Linked DNA regions of Homo sapiens: region 2 is linked to region 1. The links are chromatin loops, found by intact Hi-C in ENCODE. Cell type or tissue: IMR-90. All regions are shown on one strand. Links, peaks and the distances in the headings refer to the core of each region. The heading gives the core; the rest is flanking DNA. Region 1 overlaps UBE2R2-AS1 (UBE2R2 antisense RNA 1). Region 2 holds the start of ANKRD18B (ankyrin repeat domain 18B).

The links. Peaks named below come from ENCODE experiments on the same cell type or tissue, not always from the same donor. Only the 100,000 strongest peaks of a DNase experiment are listed, where the experiment ranks them.
Region 2: a loop joins it to region 1, with 6 times the contacts of the local background. A loop is called at or near these places in 5 of 110 quality-filtered maps.

What each region holds. Positions count from the first base shown.
Region 1 is chr9:33,716,741-33,726,765 of GRCh38, reverse strand. UBE2R2-AS1 (UBE2R2 antisense RNA 1) reads left to right here. Exons shown (of 5, transcript NR_170204.1): 5 at 2,378-2,681. Among named protein-coding and RNA genes, the nearest start is that of PTENP1-AS, 44 kb to the right of the region's middle. RefSeq lists enhancers at 4,256-4,755, 4,756-5,257, 6,583-6,672. In IMR-90, for the core only: CTCF peaks have their summits at 4,463 (motif pointing right), 6,501 (motif pointing right) and 7,031; a DNase peak (open chromatin) is centred at 4,465; H3K27me3 peaks cover 994 bases.
Region 2 is chr9:33,518,548-33,528,572 of GRCh38, reverse strand. It overlaps ANKRD18B (ankyrin repeat domain 18B), which reads right to left and starts at 4,322. Exons shown (of 19, transcript NM_001393611.1): 1 at 3,878-4,322. The coding sequence starts at 4,083. RefSeq lists an enhancer at 4,906-4,955. In IMR-90, for the core only: CTCF peaks have their summits at 4,374 and 5,075; a DNase peak (open chromatin) is centred at 4,362; H3K4me3 peaks cover 1,843 bases; H3K27ac peaks cover 1,370 bases.

The DNA.
Region 1 (10,025 bases), core at 840-8,839:
TGCCCAGGATTGTCTTGGCTATACAGGCTGTCTTTTGGTTCCATATGAAGTTTAAAGTAGTTTTTTCCAATTCTGTGAAGAAAGTCAGTGGTAGCTTGATGGAGATAGATTGAATCTATAAATTACTTTGGGCAGTATGGCCACTTTGACAATACTGATTCTTCCTACCCATGAGCATGGAATGTTTTTCCATTTGCTTGTGTCCTCTCTTATTTCCTTGAACAGTGGTTTGTAGTTCTCCTTGAAGAGGTCCTTCACATCCCTTGTAAGTTGTATTCCTAGGTATTTTATTTTATTTGTAGTAATTGTGAATGGGAGTTCACTCATGATTTGGCTCTCTGTTTGTCTGTTATTGGTGTATAGGAATGCTTGTGATTTTTGCACATTGATTTTGTATCCTGATACTTTGCTGAAGTTGCTTATCAGTTTAAGGAGATTTTGGGCTGAGATGAAGGGGTTTTCTAAATATAAAATCAAAATCATGTCATCTGCAAATACAGATGATTTTATTTCCTCTCTTCTTATTTGAATACCCTTTATTTCTTTCTCCTGCATGATTTCCCTGGCCAGAACTTCCAACACTATGTTGAATAGGAGTGGTGAGAGAGGGCATCCGTGTCTTGTGCTGGTTTTCAAGGGAATGCTTCCAGTTTTTGCCCATTCAGTATAATATTGGCTGTGGGTTTGTCATAAATAGCTCTTATTATTTTGAGATACGTTCCATCGATAACCTAGTTTATTGAGAGTTTTTAGCATGAAGGGTGTTGAATTTTGTCGAAGGCCTTTTCTGCATCTATTGAGATAATCATGTGGTTTTGTCATTGGTTCTGTTTATGTGATGGATTACCTTTATTGATTTGCATATGTTGAACCAGCCTTGCATCCCAGGGATGAAGCTGACTTGATCATGGTGATAAGGTTTTTGATGCTGCTGGTTTCAGTTTGCCAGTATTTTACTGAGGATTTTCTCATGGATGTTCATCAGGGATGTTGGCCTGAAATTTTCTTTTTTTGTTGTGTCTCTGCCAGGTTTTGGCATTGGGATGATGCTGGCCTCATACAATGAGTTAGGGAGGATTCTCTCTTTTTCTGTTGTTTGGAAGAGTTTCAGAAAGAATGGTACCAGCTCCTCTTTGTACCTCTGGTAGAATTTAGCTGTGAATCTGTGTGGTCCTGGCCTTTTTTTGGTTGGTAGACTATTAATTACTGCCTCAATTTCAGAACTTGTTATTGGTTTATTCAGGGATTTGACTTCTTCCTGGTTTAGACTTGGGAGGGTGTATGTGTCCAGGAATTTATCCATTTCTTCTAGATTTCTGAGTTTATTTGCATAGAAATGTTTATAGTATTCTCTGATGGTAGTTTGTGTTTCTGTGGGATCAGTGGTGATATCCCCTATATCATTTTTTATTGCATCTATTTGATTCTTCTCTCTATTGCAATTCTTTTTTTTTTTTTTTCTTTTTGAGACTGAGTCTTGCTCTGTCCCCCAGGCTGGAGTGCAGTGGTGTGATCTCGGCTCACTGCAAGCTCCACCTCCTAGGTTCATGCCATTCTCCTGCCTCAGCCTCCTGAGTAGTTGGGACTATAGACACCCGCCACTGTGCCTGGCTAATTTTTCGTGTTTTTAGTAGAGACGGGGTTTCATCATGTTAGCCAGGATGGTCTCAATCTCCTGATCTTGTGATCTGCCTGCCTCGGCTTCCCAAAGCTCTATTTCCATTCTTATACATTGTGAGTGGGAATAAAAAATGGTATAGCCAGTCTGGAAAAGTTTGGCAGTTTCTTACAAAGTTAACATGTATTTGTCTTATAACCCAGAAACCCCACTTCCTAGAGAAATGAAAACTTAATGCTCACATAAAAACCTGTGTATAAATGTTCTATTGATAATTCTATGATTATTTGATGTTTTATTCATAATTGCTCCAAGCAAATGTCCTTCAACAGGTGAATGAACAGGTAAATGCATAAAGAAGTTGTGGTATATCCATACAATGAAATACTACTCAGCAGTAGAAAGGAATGAACTATTTACACATGCAGCAACTGAGCACTTTCCAAGGCATGATGCTGGAGGGTGGGGGAAGGAAGTAGTCTCAGAAGTTTACGTACTGTATTTCTCATTTTTGAGAAGATAAAATACTGATGAAGGATAGACCTGTGGTTGTCAGGAGTTACGAGTGGGAGAGGCTGTGATTATAAAGGGAAAACATGAGGGAGTTTTTGGGGGTGTGATGGCACTATTTTGAATCCTGATTGTGGCAGTGCTTATGTGAATCTATACATATGTTAAAATTATAGAACTGTACACCAAAAAAATAAATTTTTGTGTGTGTATATATATATATATATATATATATTTTTTTTTTGATAGGGTCTCATTCTGTTATCCAAGCTGGAGTGCAGTGGCACGATCATGGCTCCCTGCAGCCTCGAGCTCCTGGGCTCAGGTGATTCTCCCACCTCTGCCTCCTGAATAACTGGGACTACAGTCATGTGCCACCACGCCTGGCTAATTTTTTGTATTTTGTAGAGATAGGGTTTCACCATGTTGCCTAAGCTGGTCTCAAACTTCCGGGCTCAAGTGATCCACCTGTCTCAGCCTCCAAAGTGTGTGAGCCACTGTGCCTGGCCTGTCTGATGATTTAAAGAATAAAATTAATAAAATTATAGAAGATGAACATTGGATTCTGATATGGGCCTCCAGTTCCTCCTTGCTAAGGTGAGGCTGATGATCTGTAATCTATGCAGCCATTATCAAAATGCTGACCCAGTATTGTGCCTCAATTCTGAGGCTTATGTATTTTGATCTGCTTTCTTGCTTTAGATCCATTATGACTGAGAAAGACTTCTTAAATTTTGCTTTTCCATCCCAGAAATGACTGATTCCAACCTTTCTCCCCAGCTGCTCAGCATGGGCCTCCAGCTGTGCTCTGCACACTCTGATAGCAGAGAGCTTTTATTCACCCCCATTTTTGAAATATAATTTCCATACAATATAATGCATAGATCTGAAATATATAATTCAATGAGCTTTGGCAAATGTATACAGTGGTGTGTTCATACATGTTTTACAACTGGCTCTCTGGTGGGATAAAAAAGCCCTGCTTTGTAGTGTTTGCCAATTTCTGGAGTATAAATATTTCCACCGTGGTGGATTCCAAGCTATCAATGTGATGTTGACTGGCTTGCAGACATCCTGAAAAATTAACAGTCCACTCTCTTGATGGTGCCAGCGGGCTTCAGCACACCACTGCCTGTACATAACTGTGCAATCAGCACCCAGATCAACATTCAGGACATGTCCATCACCCCACAAGTTCCCTAGTGCCCCTCTGCAGTCAATCCCCACGCCTATCCTGTGCGGACAACGATTCTGATTTCTACCACCATCAATTAGATTTTCATATTCTAGAACTTCATGCAAATACAGTATATTTTTTGGCCTGACTATTTTTGCCTCAGATTTGAGAGTCCCTCCTATGATGTTTATCTGGTTGTTTGTCTTTTTCATTGCCCAGTAATATTTCATTGTATGGATGTAGTATCGTTGATTCTCCTGTTAATTGGCATTTGGGTTGTTCAAAGTTTTGGGCTTTTCTGAATAATCTTGAAAGTACTTGAGAGGCTGTAAAAAAGAGGTTCTGATATTCCTGGCAAAACTTTCTGCTGGGAAGAGGAATAGATCCTGAAGCTTCAGATTTTACTGGCGATAATGAAAGAGCATCTTTGAAAGTGTGTAGCATGCGGCAGACATTCAATAAATGTTAGTGGAGTCTCACTTTGGCAGAATTCTGTTTCTAGGATCTGTGCCCAGAAATAGATCGTCTTTTACAGAAAGGTCAGAATCAACCATTCTAGAGAAAATTTAAAAATACCTCAGAGAGATTCTGTCTTCTCATTTGATAAATCCATTTCAGGAATATTTCACAATTCTAACAATTAGAAAAAAATGGCTATGTGATATTTTTATGTTATACTTTAAAGTCTACCTATTATATATATTATCTTACTTCATACACATTTAATTTTCATTTTATGCACATTGTTTTATTTAACTTTTGCTACAATGCTGCAAGGTAAATGTACTTCTACTTTACAGATAAGGACAAATGAGGCTTGGAAATGCTAAGTAACTTTCCTAGCTCACAAAGCTAGTAAGAATTTGATCGCAGTTGCCTGACTCCAAAATGCATGCGTTTTCCTCTGCAATGTGCGGCCCCACCATGTTCACACCTCACTACAGACAGGAAGCACATATTATTCAGATAATCGCTACCCATTTTCCATTCATCCTCGTTTTTCCAGTGAGCAAAACATCTTGTACAGTCACTTTCTTTTTTCATTTCAGAAGTACACTTTGAATAGGCTCAATATGGCCTGATTTAAGCAAGCAGAAGGAAAAATCCTTACAAAGTCTGTGTGGGCCAATCAGCAATGAGATGGAGCATTCGGCAGATGGCGCTGTTTCCACACGAGTGTAACGGCGGCCACAAGCGTTCTGCCGCCAGGGGGCGCCGCGTTCCGCCGGAGAAGCGTGGCTACCAGATTCGCGGCCCAGCACGGGCTGCAGGGCCCACGCCTCCTTGGCGGTGCGTTCTTTCCCTCCAGGTGGGACGCTGCAGGCCCAGCAGCTCCCTGTGCCTCCAGATAGCCAGGGCTCTCACGTGGATAGGCTGCTGGACCAAGCTCAGTCCAGCAGGCCGGCTTCAACAGCTTCTGCTCAGCTATCCCGGACAGCACAGGACTGTGCAGAGCCTCCCCTAAACCTCATTCTTTTCAAGGGCAAAGGGAAGCACAGCAGCGTTTGCCTTTTCTTGCCAAGTTAGCACGGAGGAAGTTTCATCAGGGAGAGGCAGGGGCCTCAGAACAGGGAGGCCGCAGGGCGGCCTCGGCAGGTGAGTGCTGGCAGCCCGTGGCCTGAGACGTTAAGCACTGTGGGGAGAAATGGAGAAAGAAGCTCCTTGAACATTAGGCCCACTCCGGTGTGTGAAGCAACTGGCCCTTGAGATGAGAGCAGCCTGGTCTTCCCTTCTTGGTGAGGCTTGGGCCTTTTACATATTCCCACACAATGGAAATACGCAACCACTTCCAACTGGGTCCCAAATTCTCAAATGTCTCGACTACAGGACTCTAGGGACACAGCCTCCTCCTTAAGGATTTGTGAGATGTCTGTAAAGAAAAGGAAAATTTGTGAACCTTCTCAGAAGAAGCCACAAAAGAATACTTAGAGGCAAAAAATTACTCAGGCTGACATTTGAGAGGCTCTGGTTCACTGGTTCAGGCCCCCTTCCCAGGCTGACAAGGGTTGAGAGGCTCTGGAAGGACAGAGTCCACGGGAGCTGTGCTCTTCTGCGAATTCCGTCCAGCCATATTCCTCCACACCTGCAAAGTGGTGGAGAATGTTCTCTGCTTCACTCCACCCCAACTTGGGCATTGGAACAATGACTTCCTCATTGGGTTTTGGTAGTTTTTCCATTATGTTTTAATTTTGCCCTTTATATGAAGTGCTATATTTTGTTTTAGAATAGGCATTACATTGGCTCAAAAATCAATTCACACAGAAAGGTATACAGTGAAGTCTTACTTCCACCCCAGTTACAATCTCCTCCACATATGTGCACAGCTAATTCATTTTACTAGTATCTAGGGTACCCTTTACCAGAGTTTCTTTAAGATACTGCAAGATAGCTTAATCGCATTGCAATCTTGCATACCAAATTATATGCAAATTATGCATATAATTATGCAGACCAAAGTCTGACAGGTGCAGACCCTTGCGTATTCTCACTGAGTGTCTCCTGGGCTGCTCCTGCTGACAACCCCCTCTCCTCTCTCTATGTGATCTAGATCCATTTGAGAATCCTATGAAAGCTTTGGACCTTTCCTGAGGAAAATGCACCTAGGCACACACCTATACACATTGGCATTCAATTTTGGTGGGGGTTATGGGCTCTGTGAAGCCCATCTGTACCCTTGGTGATCACACCCCCCTTCTAAACTGTTATCTATTTAGAGCTCTGGGCAGGCACTTGGCTGAAAGCATTATGCTTCCTTTCAGAGGGAAGTTTCAGCAGGGCAAAGCCTGTATTACTGATCTCTGCTGTTTACAGAGATCTCAGTCTCTCCTCGGACCGAGGGGCATTGGTGCAGTGGAGCTGGGACCTGAGCTGGATCCTAGCTCTTAGGTAGAGTCCTGAGACTTTCATATGTCCTTTCCACAAAGTGAGTCTCACGAACAGACCTTATCCCGGAGGGTCACGGCTTTTTTCACAGAGATGGACATTGAGAGATAAGCACCCCAGGAACTACACAATTACAGTTGGGAGGAATATGGTGAAGAAAAACACCGGGGCCAGGACATCTTGTGTCACAAGGAGGCCTCCCAAGAGAGTGACATCGATGTGACGGTGTGTCCTTCAAGCCTGGGTCCAACTCCCATGTGGGGAGTGGCTGCCTTGGTCCCCAAGCCCATCATCCTGCAGGCAGTCCCTCTGACCACAAGGGGGCCTGCTGGAGCCTGGCCTGGCCCAGCCCTTCCCGCCCAAAAACACCTCCCAGTCTGGTCCCTGCTGTTGGTGACTCAAGGAGCCAACACCTGTCTCCAGAGGTCAAGGCCACCTTGAGGATATAGGGTGCCCCGACACTCCACACACGGGGCATGGAGGGAGTCTCCCGGCCGGGCCAGCCCCGGCTTCCTCTCAGTGGAATCTCTGCTACATGGGAGCCCTAGCGGGCTGGCTGGACCGACCCAGCCCCTGCCCCTGGCTTCCGCTTCTGCCCCACTTTGCTTCTTTCCCCCACGGTTGCCAGAGAGCCGCTGCCAGTTTTCCCAGCACATTGCTCACAGGAAATTAGAGTCCGAAGGTGCAAGATGAGAGAGAAAAGTCATACCTGGAATAACTGAAACCACTGGGGGCTGCATTTCCAGCTCCACTCGCCCTGTGCAAAAGCACTGAGACCCCACCTTCCTCGCAGGCTCCTGCGACACCCTCACCAGTGCTGAGGGTGCAGTTCCACCATGGACCATGAGGGGCTGCTTGCCCGGAGCTCCTGGAGGGGGCTCCCAGGGCCTGGCTCAGCTGGGAGAGGACAGAACACAGCAGGTAGCATCCGAAGCTTTACCTGTTGGCAGAGTGTGTGGTGTGTGCTTTGAGTAACATGGAGCAGGTTCAACAGAACCAAGTCTCTTCCTCTCCAAGATTCAATCACACCTAACGCTCTACTGCTGGAAACTCATCAGCCAGGCTGTGTCCTCTCTGCAAGGCACTCTTTACAGACCACTATAGAGGCTGCCTTTCTTTGCTGCTTTGCAATGTAGGAAGTGCTTCTGGTACACACCTGATGGTCTCCCCGTGACACTTCTGGAAGGTAGGCACTCGCGAGATAATTTTCTTTTGGCTGATGAGGGACTCTAGGACTGGCACCCAATTCCAGGTTGCCCACTTCTCGGTTTGATGTCCACTCCATTACGTGGTGGCCAGTACCACTCAGGCGCCTAGATGTGAATGAATCTGCCTGATGACTGGACTCCATGGCAGCAAAGCAGGGCAGCCCAGCAGTGTTAGGGAAGTGGTGAGTAATCCCTCAGGGGAAGGGAGAGCCAAGGCTCTGAAGATAGGAAGCCCACAGAGGAAGGAACCCCAGGCACGAGGGCAGACTTCCCTGTGTGCCAGGCAGAGTCTGCATTCTTGGGTGTGTGTGTGAGTTTTCACTCCTGTTAGTTCTTGGAGTTGACAACCAGCAATCACGTTTTGAATGGTCTCCTGGCCATGGATGGTGAACTGTGGGGTGTGTGTTCAGCGCTCTGTGCTGTTGCTGTTGTGGGAGCAACACCCAGAGCTCCATCGAGCCAGTATGTCCAGCTCTGTCTCTCTCAGCTAGCCTCCAAAATCTCTTCATGAGGGCATGACTCCCACTCGTGAGGGCTCCGCTCTTGCTCCCTAATCACCTCCCAAACATCCTACATCCTAACACCATCACATTAGCAGTTATGGTTTTAACAGATGAATTTGCAGGAGGGAAAAGACACACAAAAATTCCACTCATAGCACCCAAAGTGAGATTTAAGGTGATGCAAGAACACAGCATTAAATTTCATTGAATCGCACTAATACACTCTATTTAGTAGTAAGATGAATTAGTCAAAGACAGTCTGTTTGGTGAGAATAAGCACATAACATCTAACACCTACCAAACTCTCTTTTTATGAAAGAGAAAGCAAGCTTCAGCTTTGGCCCTCTTAAAGCTGGCAATGATATCTGGTTATATTAATAACGTTGTTTTTGTTTCATCGAATTTATTTTTATGCTTGGCTACCTTCTATTTACCGTAAGTGATGCCAATTTTTCTTTTCGGCTTATGATTGCAAGATTCCTTCATAAACATATGAATCTAAATTAAAAAGTGAGTTTAAAGAAACGTATTAACTAAATAACAGAAGGAATAATATACAGATATGGAAAAGTCTGAAGGTATGGAATTCTGTACTACCCCCAGAAGCTTATGAAAGCTTCTTTTTTCTAAGGAAAATTCCCTCTATGAGAAGAATTCTGATGCCAACACCAATCAATTTCTGAAATCTACTTCGATTCATCTCTTGGGTCAGTTTGTTTTATTTTCGTTTACAAGAAGGGCTCACGGGTTTTATGTTCTCTAGTGTTTATATGTTTGACTACTGCATCTGATTTAACAAGAACTTGTATGGTAGGAAATTGTTGTGTTCCACTTTCTTTTCCTCCGAACTTTGTGGACACTGTTTTACTATTTTCTTGCATCAAATGCTGCCTGATTCTCAGGGTCCTCTCCCAGCCCTACCCCACCATTGTAAGTGGATTGCTTTTTGTTCTTGAATACATGAGACTATTTTCTTTTACTTTGAAGTGTAGTAAATTCATCAAGTATGTCTCAGAGTTGAGCCAGCACTGTCACTTCTTTCCAGAATCCAGGGAGCCCTTTCAATTTCCTAGCCAGCTCTTTCTTTTCTTTTATATTGGTAGATATTTTTTGTATTTCATGCACTGTAGTCTTTCTTTTGGGGAAACAAGGACCCATGGGTAGATCATTATCTATCCCTCATAGCTTAATCTTCATCCTAACCATTTCGACTTTATTGTCTTTTCCCTACACACCTTCTATGATTATCTCAAGCTTTTTTGAAAGTGATGAATTTAATATTTGACTATGTTAATTTTGTTTCTTGCTCTTTCAAATTTACTTAACTCTGTAATTGCTGTTTTGATCTGCAATTTTTCCTTAGCTTTGTAACTACCATTTTTCCATCTTATTTTATTGTCTCATCTAAGTATTTATTTATTTTTGTTTCAATGAATATGTTTTCTTTGTTTTTTTCTAGATACAAAATACTTGTCTTAGATTTTTTTCTCTGTTTCTTAGGCTTATATTAGATTTCAGGATGGATTTTTCACTTTCCCATTTATACTATATTTCCTCTTCTTTTTTGTGTTAAGCTCTCTGCATAGTTGCCATGAATTTTCTTTTATTCCTGCAGAATTTTTAATAAAAGGAGCTCTATCAGCGCATCCCATTTGCCTGTATATTCTGTAAATCAATGTTACTTGGTTCTCATCTCAATGTGTCTGAGTGCTGTTGTCTTCCCTTCAGTAGTGTTTGCTTCTATTCTTACAATCTTTCTTACCCTTAGCAAGTTACTTATGCTTTCCGTGCCTCAGTTTTGTCAACCTACATCCTATATACAGGTTCAGCACTAAATGAGCCATAATGTGTAAAATGCTTATAACAGTGTCTGGCATACACGAAGGCTATTATCCTCAGGAAGGGAGGCTCTCTTCTCTCCAGCTTCTTTTTACCCCCAACTTTTATTTTAGGTTCAGGGGGGTACCTGTTCAGGTTTATTATATGAGTAAATTATTTGTCATGGGGGTTTGGTGTATGGATTATTTCATTGCCCATGTAATAAACATAGTACCCGACAGTTAGCTTTTCAATTCTCACCCTCCTCCCAATCTCCACCCTCACTAAAAATACAAAAATTAGCCTGC
Region 2 (10,025 bases), core at 663-8,662, 200 kb after region 1:
GCTCCCTACCTTAATGAAACAGCAGCCTATTTGGATAGAATGAGCTTGGTGTTTGGATTCAGCTTAACTAGGGCTTGAGTTCTACTTTGAACTCGGTCACCTACCAGCTATTGCTTAGCCTTTCTGTGCCTGAATTTCCTCATTAATAAAGATGACAACAGCAGCTAGCTCACAGGACACCACTGTGATGCTTAAATGAAAATCTTCATAAAGCATTTAGAACTGTTTCCAGAACAAGCAACAACTCAATAACTGTTAGACTTTTGTTTGTTGAGACAGGGTCTTGCTCTCTTGCCCAGGCTGGAGTGCAATGGTGTATTTATGCCTCACTGCAGCCTGGCACTTGTAGGCTCAAACAAACCTCCTGCCCCAGCCTCCTGAATAGCTGGGACCACAGGAGTGCACCAGCATGATCAGCTAATTTTTAAATTTTTTTTGTAGAGTAGGAATGTCACCTTGTTGCCCAGGCTGGTCTCAAACTCCTAGCATCATGGGAACTTCCCACCTCAGCCTTCCAAAGTTCTAGAATGACAGGTGTGAGCCACGCACCCAGCCAGACGTTATAATTATATTACTACTATTTAACAAAAACATTTTAATTAAGTAAAATGATACAATTATTGCTATTTTGCAGGATGATTTAAAGATTAGGTCACATTTTAGCATATCTCATATTGGAGCGGTATTTACAATTCATAATTTTTTATAACTATAATTGGTAGCATTTAAAAATCATCTCATTAATGTAGAAAATAGTAGGATATCACACAATCCATGAGGCCTTACATTAAGTAGAATACTGTATACACAGCAGGTCTAGGGCCGTTCTAGGCATCTAACTGACACTTAAATACATTTTAATTCCTAAAAGTACCATGGGGAAAGAGCACTGAAATAACAACATATTTTTTAAACAAATTACTTCTTACTTTGATTTTTAAAAACATGCAGCTGGCCGGGCGCGGTGGCTCACGCCTGTAATCCCAGCATTTTGGGAGGCCAAGGCGGGTGGATCTCTAGGTCAGGAGTTCAAGACCAGCCTGACCAACATGGTGAAACTCTGTCTCTACTAAAACTACAAAAATTAGCTGGGCGTGGTGGCAGGCACCTGTAATCCCAGCTACTCGGGAGGCTGAGGCAGGATAATCGCTTGAACCTTGGCAGCAGAGGTTGCAGTGAGCTGAGATCACGCCACTGCACTCCAGCCTAGGCGACAGAGTGAGACTCTGTCGCAAAAAGAAAACAAACAAACAAACAAACAAAAAAAGAAACATGAAGCTAAAGGAAACTCATGATTGAGATGAATAGGTATGGCTCATTTTAGTCAACACTTAAGATTTACAGAATATATGCAAATCAGACTTTCCAATGATTAATATTAGTATTTAAGACTGATAAATTTTCAAAAGGGCAGTTAAAGGTTATCTCTTATTGTTTTCTACCTTCAGAAATGCTTTTGCTTGAAAGGTGGGAGAAAAAGCTTCAATGAGATTAAGTCCTACTATTCCCATTTTAAATCTCTCATCTTGCTCAGGCAGAACAGGTAAACATAAAGTTTTTAAGTATGGAAGCATCCTGAGAGATAGTGCAAAATGTCTGCTACATAACATATTCAGGTTATGTTTGATGAATAAATGGATTGATAGAATACAGTTGGGGAGCTCAAAATTTTTAAATACAACTTCTATAAACCAATATTTTTGTGATAGTAATAATATTTGCTATTTGTTATTTTGATAAGACAACTATAATGAAATGATTAATCTATCAGTTTGCCTATATGTAATGAATCTATACATAAGAAAAACATATATACATAATAAAGTATATACATAAAATCTGCAAGCACAGATAAAAAGATTCCCTTTTTACTTCTGAAGAAGCTAAAAGTTCAAACAAGATAACAACCCTCACAATAATGATAAAAAATAGTGAGAAATTATTTTTATCTGTACAAGATTCACATTTCTCTCTTCCCAAAATTTATTCCATTAATAATAAATTTTTACTAGAAATTTTATAAATGCTCACTTCAGAAATCAAAGGTAAGAAAAAGGAACAAAAAACTTTAAAATACAAATGCTCAGAAGTTACAAATTTTATCCTATTTTGTGCATAGTTTTGCCTAACACAAGACCATAGTATGTTTGTGTGTATGTGCAAGCAAACTGATTTGTTTTTCCTCACTGGCTGTAACAAAATGCATCTTCACATATCAACATACTTCTCCACCTATTGCCACCTTCAATGGCCACATACCCATTCTATGGGTTCTTGTTAACATAAATGCTGGGGAAAAAAAGTGCATGTATCTGTATTTTCTGAAGGTATTTTAATACAATGGAGTTGATGGGTAAAGGGCATATACATTTTTAAAATGTGGTAATTATCTCCAAATTATCCACTTGAAAAGTCATCAGCAACTTACACTTCAAGCAGCAGTGTAAGTGCCACTGCTCTTTATTCTCACAAACACTGTGGATAGAAAACAGTCTCATTCCTCTTTTAACTTAAATTCTCTTAGGAGAAACACTAAGGATTTTTTCCTATGTAAATAAGTAACTTGTGGATCTGCAAAAAGTACTTTGCTCACTGTTAGAGTTCTTTTCTTGTGGATTTGATTGGAAAGAATTCCCTGTAAAATAAAGATGTGCTTTTTATCTGTATATATGTATAACTGATATATATAACATTATGTTACTAATATATACAATTTGTTATACATATAATCAGTAATATATATATTATATTTAATAAAGAATAAATTCCCTGTAGGATGAAGATACACTTTTCATCTGAATATATATTTTTATATATTAGTAAAAATATATATAGTAAATATTTTTCAAGTGTGTTATCTTTTGTTAATTTTTTTCTGATACACAGGGGATTTTAATTTTAGTTTGCTAAATCAACCTTCAGAATGCCTGCTTGTGAGGTCATTCTTAGGAAGGCCACTGTTAACGTAAAATGTACCTGTATAAATAAGTCTTTGTGTTTTCTTCTGGTATTTTTCTAATTTTGCATATGTAAAAATTTCAGTCTGTATTCCATCAGGAACTCATTTTTGTGACATAAAATTTCATTAGTTTTCTTCACACAGCAGGCATTTTATTAATAACTCGTCCTTTCCTACTCATCTGAAATGTTACCATTATCAATCCCTATGTATATATCTTACATATATTTCAGTGTTTTTGGATTTCCTATTCTGTTCCATTTATTTATATGTGTTTGTAGCTGTTAGTAAATAATTAATTGTGGGAATTAATAGCACGTTTTGATATCTAGAGGAGCAAGTCGTTTTTCACTCCATCATAAACATTTTAAAATGTCATCACAATGGTAAGACAGACAGCAAGTGTCATGCAAAAATGATAAAACCTTGATATTTTCATTCGGTTTATGTAAAACTGATAAACATATTAAGAGCTCACATTTTGAGAAAACTGAGTCTTCTCATTCAAGGAACCCACCTCCCACTTCCAAGTGTCCCTCTAAGAAGCCCCAGTAAAGAACCTATCTACCTAGGTGGATTTGGATGTAAAACCGACACAGGGTTTTATCTGAGAACTCTTCGCCTACTGAAAATGGCTCATGGTATTTTTGACATGGGAATGAGTTCTCATTAGGCACCTCCCTATCATGTATATGGCTCCATGTTTTAAACGTAGATATGCTTAACTTTGTGAGTTAAATCACTCCAATTATCCACCAAGCGCTACAGGCGGGAAATTCCCAGCGATGGAAAGCAGCTGAGGCTCCATTTGGCTCCGCGGCTCCCAGGGTCCCGGCGAACTCCGACGACCCCGCCTCAGGCGGTGCGGGGAAACCGGGCCTGGGGGCCCCCTCCCACCGAGGGCTGAGCCCCCGCTACCTGTCTTTTCTGTCGCGGACGTCCAAGTCCCGGAACCTGCGCGTCAGGCAGTGCTCCACCTCTGCGGCGTCGCCCTTGATGGCCGCCCTGTGGATCTTCCGCAGTTCCCAGTCCCGAATGTGGTACCCCCGACCCGCATACTCTTGGTCCATGGAGCTCAGGAGCGCCTGGCCCAGGCGTCTCCCAAAACTGAGGAGCTTCCTCATGGTGGCGACTTCTCAGATGCCCACCACCCGCTCCTGAGACGCCGCGGCTCCTCGTGGCCTTTCCACCCCCACCCAGCTCCAAATTCGAGATCCCCCTCCCCACCCAGCGATCCACCCCTAAATCCAAGATGCACCCCCAAACCCGCGATGTAGCTCAGAATCCGCGATCCAGCCCGGTCCACTACAGCCTTCAGCAGCGACACTCGCAGCCTCCGACCTCTCGATAGAGTGAGCCCAGTAAAGCGGTTAGGCGCGCGCCTACAGCTCAGCGCCAGCCCGGACTCCGGAAGGCGCCCTCGAGCTCGCGTGGCCCGCAGAGGGTGACTGCAGCTCGGGCTCAGGCGCCGCTGGCTTGCGGGTTCTCCTGGGCTGGCGCGGGACGTTCCGGAATCTCAGGCGCGCATCCCTTCCCGCCTGGCCGTGACTCCCGCCCCTCTTCTCCGAAGAGAGATCGGGGCCGCTCCAGGGACCGTCCGCGGGGATGGGGCTGAGGGTCGGTTCCTGCCCCGGTGCAGCCGCCGCCGGGCAGACCGCCTGGCTTGGCCGCAGCCACGGCGACATCTAGCCCCGGTTCTGCGAGGCTGGGCGCGCCAGCCAGCTTGGGAGTTGCCCGGCGCCTGTAGCTGGGCGCCCAGGTGGTGGAGCATGGCCTGGGCGGCCTCTGGATCGCGGGTGCCCCTGGCCTGAGAGCCCGCCAGACCCTGCCCCCTCCCGGCTCCTCCTCTGCCAGAGCTCGAGACCTCTAGCCAGGGGCCCTCTGCAGCCACCGGGGATGGGGCTGAGGGCCGGTTCCCGCCCCCGTGCAGCTGCTGCAGGGCAGACCGCCTGGCTCGGCCGCAGCCACAGGGACATCTGGCCCTGCTTCCGAGATGTGGGGAGTGCGGGCGGGCCCAGGAGTTGCCTAGAGGCTGCTGCCTGCACACAGAGGGCGACTGCAGCTTGGGCGCCCAGGCAGCGGAGCATGGTCTGGGTGGCCTCTGGAATGCGTGCGCGCCAGGCCTGAGGGCCCCCCTGGTGGTGCCACCTGCCCTGGTCTTCCTCTGCCTGAGCCTGGAGCAGCTGAAATGGCCACTCTGCAGTCACAGGGGATAGAGTTAAGTTTTCTTATCCCACGCATGCACACGAAAAGGTAACTATTCTGTGAGGTAATTAACATGTTCATTGACTTCATTTTGGTAATCATTTCAGAATGTGCATATAAACGCATCACATGTACAATTTTTATTTCTCTATTACACCTCAGTAAAGCTGAAATAATTAACAGGATTGAAAGGATAAACCCACAGTTCTATAGTCACAGTTGGACACTTCAATACCTCATTTTAATTAATGGATAGAAAAACCAGACAGAAGCTTCATGAGAAATACAAGACTTAAACAACAGTAGAAGCCACTGAGAGCTAATACACATATACAGAACAGTCCATCCCAACAACAGCAGAATATACATTCTTTTCAAGTTATGTGGAACTTTCTCTAGGATAGGCCATATCTTCATCCACAAAATATGTCCTAATCATTTTTAAAAGTTTGAAATCATACAAAATATAATTTACAACCACAATGGAAGAAACAACAGATAAATAAGTGAAAACTGGAAAATTCATGAAAATGTGGAAATTAAACAATACAGTCTTCAACTACCAGTGAGTGAAAAAATAAATTACAAGCAAAATTATAAAATATCTTGAGACAAATTAAAATAAAAACAAAACATACCAAAACTTATTGAATGCAGTGAAAGTAGAGTTCAAAGGAAAATGTATGGATATAAACAACTACATTTTAAGAAAAAATCTCAAATCAATATCCGCACTCTATACCTAAAGGCAGTGGAAGAAAACAAAAAAAGACTAAATCCAAAGCTAGCAGAAGGAAAGAAATAATAAAGAGCATAATTAGAGCATAAATCAATAAAATAAAAGGTTGGAGAGCAGTAGAATAAATAAACATAGATTCTTTGAAAGATCAAGCCTTTCACTATATTGACTGAGCAAAAGATGGAAGACTAATTATTAAAATAATAAATGAAAGCAGAGCCATTACTACCAACTTTACAGAAATACAAAAGGATTACAGGAGTATACTGTGAACAACTGTCCAACAACAAATTAGGTGCCCTGGATGAAATGGACAAATCACTAGAAAGACATAAACTACCAAAGTGGCTCCAGAAAAAAGAGAAAATCTGAATAGACCTATAACCTAGGAGACTGAATTAGTAATCAAAAGCGATTATTTGTTATTCATTAATAAAATGCAAGACAAAACCAAAATGAGATGCCACTTTGCATCCACTAGTAAGGCTTTCATAACAACGACACAGAAAATAAATGTTGCTAAGGAGGTGGAGAAATTGGAGCCCTCGTGAACTGGCTGCTAGGAATAGAAAATGATGCACTTGCTGTGGAAAACAATTTGGTGGTTCCTCACAGAATCACACGGAGAACCAGAAATTCCACTCCTAGGCATTATTCACACACAAAAAATTGGCAGCAGGGTCTGGAACAGATATTTTTACACCGAAGTTAATTGCAGCATTATTTGTTATAGCCAAAAGGCAGAGACAACCCGTGTCCATCAACAAATGAATGGATACACAAAATATGATACATAAATAATAGAATATTATTCAGCCATTAAAGAGGATGAAGTTCTGATACATGCAACATGGGTGAAACTTGGAAACATGATGCTGAGTGAAGTAAGCCAGACACGAAAGGACAGATGTTCTATTATTCCACTGATATGAAATATCTAGAATAGGCAAATTTGTGAAAATAGAATGAAGATTAGTGTTTCCCAGAGACTGGGGAGAGGGAGCAAGGCTGAGTTATTGTTTAATGGGTACTTTATTTCTGTTTGTGATAGAAATGAAGATGCTGGTTATACAAAACTGGGAATGTACTTAATGCTGCTGAATTATATACTTAAATTTAAAATTTTAACACAATTTAAAAATTTAAATATAGATCTGAGAATTATTCCTATATCCATTTTTATTTAAAAGTTATTTGCTCAATTGCCAAATATTAAGGTTTTTCTGAATATATTTTTGTTATTGACTTAATGTAGTCCTATTTTGCTCAGAGTACAAACTCTGAGCAAAATTTTGATTTATGATTTAAATCCTTTTATATTTATTGAGAATTATTTTATGGTCCAGTATTTAATCTATCTTGATTAATGTTCCACATACACTTGAAAAGCAGATCTGATGATCGTCACCTTTACTCTGTTGATGTCTGTTTCACACATTTTGAAGTTTCACTAGGTTCACCCATTTAAGATTGTTAATTTTATGAACTGGCCTATTTTGATTATGACTCGACACCTTTATCTTTGGCAGTACTCCTGTTCTGAAGACTTTATCTAATATTAATATGGGCACACCAACTCTTTTAGGATTAGTATTTGCATGGCACATTTACATCTATACTTTTGCCTAAATGTTGTGTCTGTATCTAAAATGTGGTTCTTGTGAGCAGCATAGTGTTGGGTCTTGTTTATTTATTTACTGTTTAATCTCATCTGAAAATCTGAACTTTGAAATTGAGATATCCAGTCCTTCTATATTTATGTATTAGAAACAGGGTCTGGCTCGGTCACACAGGCTGGGCTGCAGTGGCATGATCATAGCTCATTGCAACTTTGAACTCCTAGAGTCAAAGGATCCTCTCACCTCAGCCTCCTGAGTAGCTAGGAACGCAGGGATATGGCACTGTGCCTGGCTAATTTTTTATTATTTAAATTTTTTTTTTGCAGACACAGGATCTCACTATGTTGCCAGGGCTGGTCTCAAACTCCTGGTCTCAAGTCATCTTCCCACCTCAGCTCCCAGAGTGCTGGGGTTACACGCGTGAGCTATGAAGGCTGGGCCCTTTTATATTTAATGTAATGGTTGAAATGACTAGATTTAAGTGTACCCTGTTGCTATCTGTTTTCTGTCTCTGTTTCTTTTTTTCTTGATTCTTTCTTTAGTGTGATTATTTTTTAGTCTTCTGTTTTCTCTCTTCTGCTGGCTTTTTAGCTATATCTGTTTGTTTCAATTTTTTAAATTGTTAGTTGAAAGATTACAATACATAGGCCGGATGTATTGTGGCTCACACCTGTAATCCCAGCACTTTGGGAGGCCGAGGCCTGCAGATCACATGAGGCCCAAAGTTCAAGACCACCCTGGCCAATATGGTGAAACCCTGTCTCTGCTAAAAATACAAACCAATCCAGGTGTGGTGGCGTGCTCCTGTAATCCCAGCTACTTGGGAGGCTGAGGCATGAGAATCGCTTGAACCCAGGAGGTGGAGATTGCAGTGAGCCGAGATCACGCCACTGCACTCCAGCCTGGGTGACAGAGCGAGACTCCGTCTCAAAAAAAAAAAAAAATTACAATATGTATCTTTATCACAGTCTACCTTGAATTTATATACATATATATATATATATATATATATTTTTTTTTTTTTTTTTTGAAATGGAGTCTCACTCTGTCGCCCAGGCTGGAGTGCAGTGGCACAATCTTGGCTCACTGCAAGCTCCACCTCCTGGGTTCGTGCGATTCTCCTGCCTCAGCCTCCCGAGTAGCTGGGACTACAGGCGCCCACCACCATGCCCGGCTAATTTTTTGTATTTTTAGTAGAGACGGGGTTTCACCATGTTAGCCAGGATTGTCTTGATCTCCTGACCTCATGATCCCTCCATCTTGGCCTCCCAAAGTGCTGGGATCAGAGGCGTGAGCCACCGCGCCCAGCCTGAATTAATATTTTAACACTTTTGTTAAAGACAAGAGCCTTAAAATGGTATAATTCCAATTACTCTCTTCTGTCCTTTATGTTAGTTTTGTCACTTATTTTTTTTCTGCATGTTTGTTGTGAGTTATCAGGAATTATTGTTGGATTTTGCCAAAATTCTTTTATGTCTTTTGACATGATTCTATTGATTTTCTACTTTATTTATATGATGTACAATGTTCGTTGTGTTTTAGATAGTAAGCCAAATTTGCATTACTAGTATTAATTCCAGAGACATGTAGTGTATGATCGTTTTACATACTGTTGGATGTAATTTGCATCCAGGTTGTTAAATACATTTGGACGTAAACTTATGAGAGATATTGTTTGGCACTTTCCTTTTCTTCTGATGTCTCCATCCTGCTTTGGTATCAAGCTAATACTGGCTTTCTAAAATGTTTTGGCATATCCTCTCTTCTGTATTTGCTGGAAATGTTTGTGTATGACTGGTATACTTTCCTCCTTAAATGTTAAATGGAATTCATGGGTTAAGGCATCTAGCACTACACTCTTCTTCAGGGGGAATATATTTAATTACTAATTCAATTTTTTTTTACTTTATATACATCTATTAAGATTTTCTATTTGTTCTTTAGTCAATTTTGCTACTTAATGTCTTTATCGGAATTTGCTTATTTCATTTATGTTGCTAAACTTGTTGACATTTGTTGTTCCTCATAATATCTTAAATTCCTTTAAAATTTCTGTTGAATCTGTTGTGAGGTTCTATCTTTCATTCTTTTTTTTTTTTTCTCAGACAGAGTCTTGCTCTTGTCACCCAGGCTGGATCCAGCATCCTGCTACTGGATATATAGATAAAAGAGAAATATTATATCTTTGAGATATGGAATCAACCTAAGTGCTGCTCTAAGCATACAAGTGCAGATATCTTTTTTATATAGTATGTCTCCTTTATGTATATATTCAGTAGCAGGATTGCTGTATTCCATATCTTTATGATAGCAAAGATATGAAATCAATCTAAGTGTCCATCAATAGATGATTGGCTAAAGAAAATGTGGTATGCATACAGTGGAATACTATTCAGCCATAAAAACAACAAAATCCACAATATTCTCATGTAACAAATCTGCACATGTATCCCTATGTCTAAAATAAACTTCAAAATTTTAAAAAGAATGAAATTATGTCTTT